Regions from separate parts of the Homo sapiens genome. Here region 1 is linked to region 2. The links are chromatin loops, found by intact Hi-C in ENCODE. Cell type or tissue: ascending aorta. All regions are shown on one strand. Links, peaks and the distances in the headings refer to the core of each region. The heading gives the core; the rest is flanking DNA.

What was found. A loop is a pair of places that touch in the nucleus more often than their neighbours do. Peaks named below come from ENCODE experiments on the same cell type or tissue, not always from the same donor. Only the 100,000 strongest peaks of a DNase experiment are listed, where the experiment ranks them.
Region 1: a loop joins it to region 2, with 2.5 times the contacts of the local background. A loop is called at or near these places in 3 of 110 quality-filtered maps.

What each region holds. Positions count from the first base shown.
Region 1 is chr1:10,159,557-10,164,933 of GRCh38, forward strand. UBE4B (ubiquitination factor E4B) reads left to right here. Exons shown (of 28, transcript NM_001105562.3): 23 at 1,586-1,730. It also overlaps the pseudogene RNU6-828P. Among named protein-coding and RNA genes, the nearest start is that of KIF1B, 48 kb to the right of the region's middle. In ascending aorta, for the core only: no CTCF peak of the experiment used is centred there; a DNase peak (open chromatin) is centred at 2,205; H3K27ac peaks cover 3,212 bases.
Region 2 is chr1:10,106,806-10,112,182 of GRCh38, forward strand. The region is part of intron 7 of UBE4B (ubiquitination factor E4B); the gene reads left to right. Among named protein-coding and RNA genes, the nearest start is that of UBE4B, 77 kb to the left of the region's middle. RefSeq lists an enhancer at 1,919-2,419. In ascending aorta, for the core only: no CTCF peak of the experiment used is centred there; DNase peaks (open chromatin) are centred at 986, 1,546, 2,396 and 2,974; H3K4me3 peaks cover 1,922 bases; H3K27ac peaks cover 5,000 bases.

The DNA.
Region 1 (5,377 bases), core at 240-5,239, 53 kb after region 2:
CGCCTGTAGTCCCAGCTACTCAGGAGGCTGAGGCAGGAGAATGGCGTGAACCTGGGAGGCGGAGCTTGCAGTGAGCCGAGATGGTGCCACTGCACTCCAGCCTGGGCGACAGAGTGAGACTCCGTCTCAAATAAATAAATAAATAAATAAAAATTTTATCCCACCTACTTGGATCTTTTGCAACCCATGTTAGATCTTTGATCAAATCTAGCTATACTTGTTAACCGAATTACTAGTCAATAATATACAAATTACCAGTGGAATAACTATTTGCCAGATAGATTTCTGTGAAGCAAACTTTTTAACTTTTTGTTTCCATAAACTGCTCTTATGGTCAGAATTGTGTTCCAGCTAAAGCCTGGCACGAGGCAGGCCCATGGCTTGGTCTGAATGGTGCTGATTGGAGCGCTTGTCCTGAACTTGCCATGTTCCTGAGATCGAGGCCTCCTGCACTTGTTCACAGGAACTTCTCTTCTCCAGCATGGGCTTACCACCCCGTAGTTGCACAGTTGTAGACCCTGAAGTGTAGCTTCTTTTTTTCTCTACGAATCTGGCATCTCCAGAGTCTAACAGAGGTAGGCCAAGCTATTTCAGTTCACCAGCAAGTTCTCATTATAACACGATCTGCAGAACAGTTCCTTAGATTGGAGGCTTCCAGTTTTAAAGTAAGTTAATATCCCACTTTATCAATATTACAGGTTCCAATTTTTCTTCCATGCGTCAGTCTTTGTGATAAGGAATAACTATATCAGTTGTTTTCTTATCTGTTGTATGTGGTTAATTATTTGCATTTTCTTGGTATATTGGTGAGTATATGCGTTTTTCCTGTTCTAGTCTGGAAGAAGTGTTTTCTCTCCTTAAAAACATTGAGGGAGTGAGCTAGGGGTGTGCTGGTAAGCCTGCTCTGGGAAGCAGGGTGGGGGAGTCAGCATTTGCTGGTTTTCCATGGTGTGACTGTTTCCTCTGTTGCCCAATTTAAGGTGCCAGGGGAATCTGGTTATAAAATTCTGGAATATTTAGCACTTGACTGTCATCAGCCGTGCAAGGTGGCTCCAAATACCACTGGAATGAGCTTATCATAAACAATTTAAAAGAATAACAAAATCCAGGCCAGGTGTGGTGGCTCATCTCTGTAATCCCAACATTTTGAGGGGCTGAGGTGGGAGGAACGCTTGAGCCCAGGAGTTTGAGACCAGCCCTGGCAACATAACAAGTCCCTGTCTCTACAAAAAATACAAAAGCTGGGCGTGGTGGTGTGTGCCTGTAGTTCCAGCTACTTAGGAGGCTGAGGCAGGAAGATTGCTTGAGCCCTGGAGGTCGAGGATGCAGTGAGCTGTGATTGTGCCACTGCATTCCAGGCTGGGCGACAGAGTGAGACCCTGTCTCAAAAAGAAACAAGATTAACATAATCTAAAGAGAAGCTTGGTGGTCCTTGAATTCCATAGTGCCTGACTTGTGCCAGGGTAGCCAGGCTTTTAGGGTGAGATAGTTGCAGTCTGGGTGGAGGTGCTTGTTCCCTGGGATTTGCTGTGGCATTTTGCTTCAGGGAGATGTATGACCATGTACAATATAATTGCCTTTCCAGCTCCGGGAAGCAGTTTGTTCGCTATATAAACATGTTGATAAACGACACGACGTTTTTGCTCGATGAAAGTCTGGAGTCTCTGAAGCGAATCCATGAAGTGCAGGAAGAGATGAAGAACAAAGAACAGTGGGACCAGTTGCCCCGGGTGAGGACGTGGTCCAGAGGCTTGGACAGCTTTGCAGGCCATCTGCCTCCACACACGGGCAGAGCTGCTTTGGGGCTGCATTTGTGGGTCTGATGATATGCGATCTGACATGCTGGGATTTTCCTTCCATGAAATCATATTGCAGGATTGGAATAGGAAAATTCTTAAATACCTTATCTGAAGCTAAGAAATGGGTTGAGAAGTCTTTGAAAATGTACACTGAAAACTTTCTCTGCCTTTTTAATTTTAAAGGGCTTTTTTGGAGATGAGCTTTTATTGTCTGAATATATTAATATTCATGAACATAATTAGGAAAGAAATCTCTAGAATTATGTCTGCTGGACAAGAATTTGATTTGTTCCTATGGGCTTCTCTAGGCAACTGTGTGAATCACTCAGGATCCTGGCGGGGTGTTTTTTCCCTTTCAGTTGATCTTGGGTTTTATATTCAGTTATTAATAGAAAAGAGGCCTGGCTTGCCAGGTTCCATGGAAAGCACGTGCCGTGCCAGTACCAGTGCTCTTTCCTGACGTGCGTAGCAGCCACTGAGATACTTCCTTGGTCGCTTATGAGGCCCTTGACAGTTGCTGGTGACTTCTTAGATTGGCTTAGGTTTATTGATTCTGTTCTTGGAATTGTCAGGCTCAGAATCAGAACTGATTTCCATAAGGGGTTCTCATGTCAAAGTGGGGACTGCTTTTTCTTCACTTTTTCTTTTTTTTTTTTTTTTGAGACGGAGTTTCACTCTTGTCGCCCACGCAGGAGTACAGTGGTGCGATCTCTTCTCACTGCAATCCCCGCTTCTCCGGTTGAAGCGATTTTCGTGCCTCAGCCTTCTGAATAGCTGGGATTACAGGCGCCTGCCACCACACCTGGCTAGTTTTTGTATTTTGTTTGTTTGTTTTTGAGACGGAGTCTTGCTCTTTCACCCATGCTGGAGTGCAGTGGCACGATCTCAGCTCACTGCAATCTTTGCCTCCTGGGTACAAGTGATTCTCCTGCCTCAGCCTCCCAAGTAGTTGGGACTACAGGCACCTGCCACTACGCCTGGCTTATTTTTTGTATTTTTAGTAGAGATGGGGTTTCACCGTGTTAGCCAGGATGGTCTCGATCTCCTGACCTTGTGATCCGCCTTCCTCGGCCTCCCAAAGTGCTGGGATTACAGGCGTGAGCCATTGCACCCGGACAATTTTTGTATTTTTAGTAGTGACGGGGTTTCACCATGTTGGCCAGGCCTGTCTTGGACTCCTGACCTCAGGTGATCCATCCGCCTCAGCCTCCCAAAGTGCTGGGACTACAGGCGTGAGTCACCGCGCCCAGACTTTTTTTTTTTTTTTTTCTTTTTTAATTTCAACTTTTATTTTAGATTCAGGGGATGGGGTACATGTGCAGGTTTGTTACATGGGTATACCGTGATGCTGAGGCTTTATGATTCAGCCTGTCACCCAGGGAGTGAGCATAATACCTAATAGGTAGTTTTCAACCCTCACTCCTCCCTCACTCCCCTCCCTTGTAGTCCCCAGTGTCTGTTATTCCCGTCTCCGTCCATGTGTACCAATGTTTAGCTCCCATTTATACCTGCTTTTCTTCTTATGTATTAAAGTTCTACCCATTCTCTGAGTAAGGTCCTATCCAAATACTCCCTCAGGTTTGTCTTCGCCAATCAGCATAGCTGAAAATTCTCACCTTTCTCCTTACTTCTGTAACACCCACTTTATACCATTCACAGTGCTTGGTATGCCCAGCTTATATTTTATTTACTTATTTGTTTTTTATTATTATTAATAAATAAAGACAGAGTGTTGATCTGTCGCCTTGGCTGGAGTGCACTGGCAGGATCATAGCACACCACAGCCTCAACCTCCTGGACTCAAGTGATCCTCCTGCCTCAGCCTTTGTAGATCCAAAGAGCTGGATCTACAAGCATGTACCACCACGCTTGGCTAATTAAAAAAATTTTTTTTATAGAGACAAAGTCTCACATGCTTGCTTCAGCAGCACGTATACTAACATTGGAACAATGCAGAGAAGATTACCATGGCCCCTGCTCGAGGATGACATGCAAATTCATAAAGCATTCCATCCTTTAAAAATAAATATTAGGCCAGGGGTGGTGGCTCACGCCTGTAATCCCAGCACTTTGGAAGGCCGAGGCGAGTGGATCACAATGTCAAGAGATCAAGAACATCCTGGCCAACATGGTGAAACCCCGTCTCTACTAAAAATACAAAAATTAGCTGGGTGTGGTGGCACGCCGCTGTAGTCCCAGCTACTTGAGAGGCTGAGGCAGGATAATTGCTTGAACCCGGGAGGCGGAGGTTGCAGTGAGCCAAGATCGCACCACTGCACTCCAGCCTGGGCGACAGAGTGAGACTCCGTCTCAAATAAATAAATAAATATTAAAGAGAGAGAGTCTTGCTAGTTTTCCCAAGCTGGTCTTATATTTTATTTACTTACTATTTTTATTATTAAATTATTTTTTATTTTATTTTATTTTATTTTTTGAGACAGAGTCTCACTCTGTCACCCAGGTTGGAGTGCAGTGGCGCAATCTTGGCTCAATTTATGCCTGCTGGGATTACAGGCGTGCACCACCACGTCCGGCTAATTTTTGTATTTTTAGTAGAGATGGGGTTTTGCCACATTGGCCAGGCTGGTCTTGAACTCCTGGCCTCAAGCAATCCACCCACCTCAGCCTCCCAAAGTGCGGGGGTTACAGACATGAGCCACCATGCCCAGCCTTATTATTATTTTTTAATAGAAACAGAGTCTTGACCGGGCACAGTGGCTCATGCCTGTAATATCAGCACTTTGGGAGGCCGAGGCCGGCAGATCACCTGAGGCCAGGAGTTTGAGACCAGCCTGGCCAACATGGTGAAACCCAGTGTCTACTAAAAATACAAAATTTAGCCAGGCATGGTGACAGGTGCCTGTAATCCCAGCTATTTGGAAGGCTGAGGTGGGAGAATCACTTGAACCCAGGAGGCAGAGGTTGCAGTGAGCTGATACCATGCCACTACATTTCACATTTCAGCCTGGGCAACAGAGCGAGACTCCGTCTCAAAAAAGAAAAAAAAAAAGAAAGAAAGAGTCTTGCTCTGTCACCCAGGCTGGAGTGCAATGACAGATCTTAGCTCACTACAGCCTACAACCTCCTGGCCTCAAGCAGTCCTCCCACCTCAGCCTCCCAAAATGCTGGGATTATAGTTGTGAGCCACCATGGCTGGCCAGCGTATATTTTAGATGTTGGAATGCAGGTCTATAGCACATTCTCGTATTCATAGTCAGTACTTAATAGCATTTGTTTATGAGCCAACTGAACAAATAATATTGATTTTTCCTGTGTTAATGGATGAAAAAGGCCCAAATAATTCCCACAATTGCTATTTCAGAAATAATTTTTATTTGGCTTTGAAGTCACTTTCTACCTCCCACTGCCCTGGCTGTTCCTGCTCATCTCCCTGACGTCTGAGCTTGGTGAGCTCCAGCACTCAGCCCTTAGGCTTCAATTTCTTTCCCACTCATGCTCTCTAGGTTAGTGTTTCTCAACGAGGGCACTAGTTGGAATTTTGAGCCTAGTGGAATTTGGTATAATAATAACTCATGATGAGAAACCATCCCATATATTGCAGGACATTTAGGATCTCT
Region 2 (5,377 bases), core at 121-5,120:
CCTTTCTTCCCTTTGAGAGTTGGGGCACACAGGAACCCTTTTTGGCCTTTTGTCCTGTTGCCAGTGGTAGTTGAAATGCTATCAGACCAAGCAGGTGTGGGAGCAAATCTGGGCCTGGTGTTTTTTACTTCTGGTGAGTGGGGTGGGTCGGTTCATGTCCTGACGTGTTGAGTTTTAGTTATATGTAAGTTCAGTCTCTTAGAAGGAAGCAGTATCAGAATTCCACTAATCCAGTGGCCCCTTCTCTCAAATGTACCTGTATGTGTTTCTATAATTTAGGTGAATTATGTTTCTGCATGTCAGTGGCCAAAAGTTTTAGTGTATGGTTTATTTAAAAGGACAGCAGTTGCAAAAGCTTCTCCCCGTCTTGTTTTTTCTTTGTTCTCTGATGGCCTTTTTTGCTTTTGTTGTGGTAGTATGTACGACAATCCTTTCTCCTTCCTCTTCCTCGCACTTTCTGGGGACAGTAGTGATGAAGAAGATGAAGAAGAAGATGATGATGATGGTGATGGTGATGATGAAGGTGGTGGTGGTGGTGATGATTTTTCTTGTGTCCAGTTTGGGTCCAGGTATCAGAGGAATGGAGTCTTACCCCTGCATGTGCGTAGATGCTTAGGAACTAACTTCTATAAGCTCTAACAAGGGGCGTGCTTTGAATCCAGGCAGGATAGGGTCAAATGAGGTGGGCTCCAGAGTATATTGATGTGTTCAGACCTTCTCATGGGATAAAGTAGCACATAGGAGAATTTTCTTTTTTTCTTTCTTTCTTTCTTTTTTTTTTTTTTTTTTGAGGCAGAGTTCTGCTCTTGTTGCCCAGGCCGGAGTGCAATGGCGCAATCTCGGCTCACGGCAACTTCCTCCTCCTGGGTTCAAGTGATTCTCCTGCCTCAGACTCCCAAGTAGCTGGGATTACAGGCACCCGCCACCATGCCCGGCTAATTTTTGTATTTTTAGTAGAGACAGGGTTTTGCCAGGTTGGCCAGGCTGGTCTCGAACTCCTGACCTCAAGTGATCTGCCCGTCTTGGCCTCCCAAAATGTTGGGATTACAGGAGTGAGTCACTGTGTCTGGCCCCAGAATTTTCAGAGTTGTCGCCTGGCAAGTTTGGAGGAAAACTTTATGTATAATCATTTTTCAAAAGCATGAAAACAGATTAAAGATCAGTCATCAAGTTTATCCACCTTTAGATCTAAAATGAGGGACCCTTCATTTATCTATTGCGAGAATGTTATTGTGAACTACCAGATGTGACAACTTGTACTCTCTGAGGCATGTTTTCTTAAGTACAGTTGCATGAATTGCTGCTATTTAGTAACGGGAGAGGGGCTGGGATTTGGGGGAGGTGTGTGTGTGTGTGTGTGTGCGTGCGTGCTCCCTTCCCACCCCCTCCCAGCCTCCACCGCCCCCCTGTTCACCCCCATTGAGCTCAGTCTGGGCAATCCATCGAAGAACATATGAGGTCATACCATCTGCATAACTGTGACTTTGCTTTCATGTCTAGCCTTAAATTTCTCTTAGCACCTCCTGGACCTCAGTGAAGCCAGACCCCATTTGTTTAAAGAGCCTTTGAAATGACCGCAGAGGCTGAAACATAGTTCCGGATGTTGCTGAATGTTTACCCCTGGAAACCGAGTGAAAAGCACTACTTGGGTTGTGTAGGTGACTTTGAGCAAGAGAATATAATAGCACCTTCTTTCTAATCCTCTGACTCATTGTCTTACAATTTTGCTCTTAAATTGAAGTTTCCTGTGGACTGAGTTGGTGTTTGTGCCCAGCACTGTTCAAAAATAACTCCAGGCTATAAATAGAGACTGCAGTAGGAGTTAGGTACACTTCATTCAATTCGATGGTGTTCAGAAGAATCATTAGAGAATACGTAAAGAGACAGAGGAATGTTGATGCAAGGTTGAATATTGATTCAGGAAGGTTGATATTTGTATTACGCTGAACATTTTATCACCATTTCTCAAGTAAATTTCCCAAAGGTGAAAGTGTCTTTTTCACGTAGATAAAATCCTATTGCATGATTATAGTAATAAAGCAGGCATCCTTCCTAGGAACCAGTTTCCACATGGTAAAAGTGCTGTGTTACCTGTTTTACTGTAAATTTTCTGTGGGAGAAATTCTCTCTCCCTGGCCTATTTAGTTGTGACTTTCTCTAACAACCGTATCAGATTGTGTGCTGCTTTTACTAATACCTCTCTTTCTGGACTTCTAACACCCCAGCCTTGCCTCAGATCTAAATTCTCTCCCTACTAGGAGGAATAAAATGTACCAAGTGTATAAAAATAGCTGCAAATACTCATGGAGCATTGTGCGCCAGATGTGGTGTCAGCTCTGTCCATGTATCAGCCCCTTTACTCCTCGCTGTAGCCTGCTGTGAGGAAGTGGCAGGGGGAACGGGGGGGCCGGGGGGACAGACAAGAGGGTCAAAATCATAGAAATGCATTCAGACTTGAGCATCCTGAATCCAGACTCATGTTCACCACCGCACCGTGCTGCCACCCACTTTTCCATTTCTGCCCAAATAGGTCTTGTTTGTTCTTGTTCCTTACTACTGTTTTTGCTGCCGAGAGTCTGTGCATCTACTCGGTTCCTTTGGCAGGGAAGTGCCAGCATTTCACTCCTTAATTACAAAATGCCATCCCAGTCAGTTGATATGTCCCTTGTTGGCCGTTACAGTGAACTGTGATCATCCAGATTTTGGCAGCTTATAGGTTCTTAGTTGATATAAAAAAGAATGCCAAAGCATGGGTAAAAATACATGACATAACTATGTAAACAAGTAGAAGAACTTAGGGTTCTTCTAAGTAGGGTCAGAGCCAAGATGAGCTAGCAAAAAACCTTGTTACTTTTTTTTTTTTGAGACGGAGTCTTGCTTTGTCACCCAAGCTGGAGTGCAGTGGAGCGATCTCGGCTCACTGCAACCTCCACCTCCTGGGTTTAAGCAATTCTCGTGCCTCAGCCTCCCAAGTAGCTGGGATTACAGGTGCATGCCACCACACCTGGCTAATTTTTGTATTTTTAGCAGAGACAGGATTTCACCATGTTGGCCAGAGTGGTCTCAAACTCCACACCTCAGGTGATCTGCCCACCTCGGCCTCCCAGAGTCTCAAACTTCTGACCTCAGGTGGTCCGCCCACCTCGGCCTCCCAAATTGCTGGGATTACAGGCGTGAGCCACTGCGTCCAGCCAAAACCTTGTTACTTTGAGCAGTCAGCAAAGAAATAGTACTTTATCCTTCCCCCTTTCTCATTGATCTTCCCAGAATTTTTTTACTCTGAAGTAAGCAATTTTAACACTCACTTCTTGCCTGGTAAGACTAATGTCATAGAAGAAAGAATCATCAGGGGTTGGATCGCTCTCTCCATCTGCTGGCCCAGTGGATTCGATGTCTTATAAATCTTTTTGGAAGTAGTTGGGACATACATTTATATGTTAAGTATTTATAGGGGTGATGATAAGGATTAATTTTAAAAAGGTAAAACATTCCTTCTGTAATGTTTTGCAGACTTCTGAGAAAAGAACTGTTTGAGATATAAAGAACTGCTTTTTGCGCGAGTGGCATAAATGAGTGAAGTGAGAATTACCGTGTGTGAAAAGATAACTGTTGGGTGGTGGGCTTAATGCATGGGTGATGAAATAATCTGTACAGCAAACCTCCTGTAACAGACCTTCATATGTACCCCCAAACCTAAAATAAAAGTTAATAAAAATCAATAAATCAATAAATAAAAGCTGGAAGTTGATCTGAAAAAAAAAATTACCCCATGGTAAAGGTACCGCAGAAGTTATCCGGAGGAAAATGTTTCTAATTGTTTCCTAGGAAGTTGATGACTAGAAAGAAATTTGGTGGTTTTGTGTTTGTTTTTTAACTGTAAATATTTCAGTGAAGGAGGTCAAATCTTGAATGTCACAAGCCTTATATGAGTAGAGAAAGGGAAAATTAGTGAATAGTGAAAAACGTTGACATTGACTCTCCTGTTTTTGCTGATTGTCACTGCTTGGGGTTGAAACATAGAAACAGTGGAAAAGAAATCATTCTGGCTGGGCACAGTGGCAAGCACAGGTAATCCTATCACTTTGGAGGCCGAGGTGGGAGGCTTGTCTGAGCCCACGAGTTAGAGGCTGCAGTGAGTCGTGATCATGCCACTGCACTCCAGCCTGGGTGATAGAGTGAAACCCTGTCCCTCTCTTCTCTCTGTCTCTCTCTGTCTCTCTCTGTCTTTCTCTGTCTCTGACACACACACACACACACACACACACACACACACACACACACACACACAGTCTTTCCACCATATCTATCCCTAAGATCCCCCAGTGATTTCCCTTCTCACACAGAGTAAAATCCAAAGCCTCTGACCATGGTCTACAAGGCCCTGCATCTCACGTACACTCCACATACTACACACACACACACCACGCGCTACACACACACCCCCACACCAAGCATACATGCACATACGTGCCCCATTCTAACTTAATCTCCCTCTACTTGTCTACTTCCCCTAACTCATGTACTGGACTCCTGTTCTTTGCACGTAATACTCCCTCCTGCCTTAGGCCTTTGTACTTGTTTCTCCCCTTCGGACCACTCTCCCCACTAGACAGCTGTATGGCCGGCTCCCTCACTCTCCTCAGGTCTATCAGAGGGTGGCCACTGACCTCATTGTCTCAAACATTATATAGAACACACACGCACCCATGCACGCACACCGTCGTTCTTCATCCGCCTGGTTCCGTGCACTATTCCAGGACCTACAGCAGTGCCTAGAACACAGAACATCCATTAGCAACATTTGTTTAATGAATTTATAGTGCCTAAACCTGCACAACTCTGACTTTGCCTTGCTATTAGAAAATGCAAGGCCAGGCGCGGTGGCTCACACCTGTAATCCCAGCACTTTGAGAGGCCGAGGTGGGCGGATCACTTGAGGTCAGGAGTTCAAGACAAGCCTGGCCAACATGGCGAAACCTCTTCTTTACTAAAAATACAAAAATTAGCTAGGCATGATGGCATGTGCCTATAATCCCAGCTACTAGAGAGGCTGAGGCAGGAGAATCACTTGAATCCGGGAGGCAGAGGTTGCAGTGAGCCAAGATCACACCACTGCACTCCAGCCTGGGCAACACAGCAAGACTCTGTCTCAAAAAAAAAAAAAGAAAGAAAATGCAAATTCCAAAGGCTGCATTTGAGAAGTCAGTAAATGGGAGAGTAATTATAGAAGAAACTGAAACAGAGTCGCTTTAAGAGCAAGTTTTGTTAGTGCATTTAAAATGGGATTCAGTCTGCACAGATCGGATGCACGTGTAATCCCTAGGCACATTTACATTGTGTTTTCAGAAGGATGCAGCTCTGTTTCTATTATGTGAAG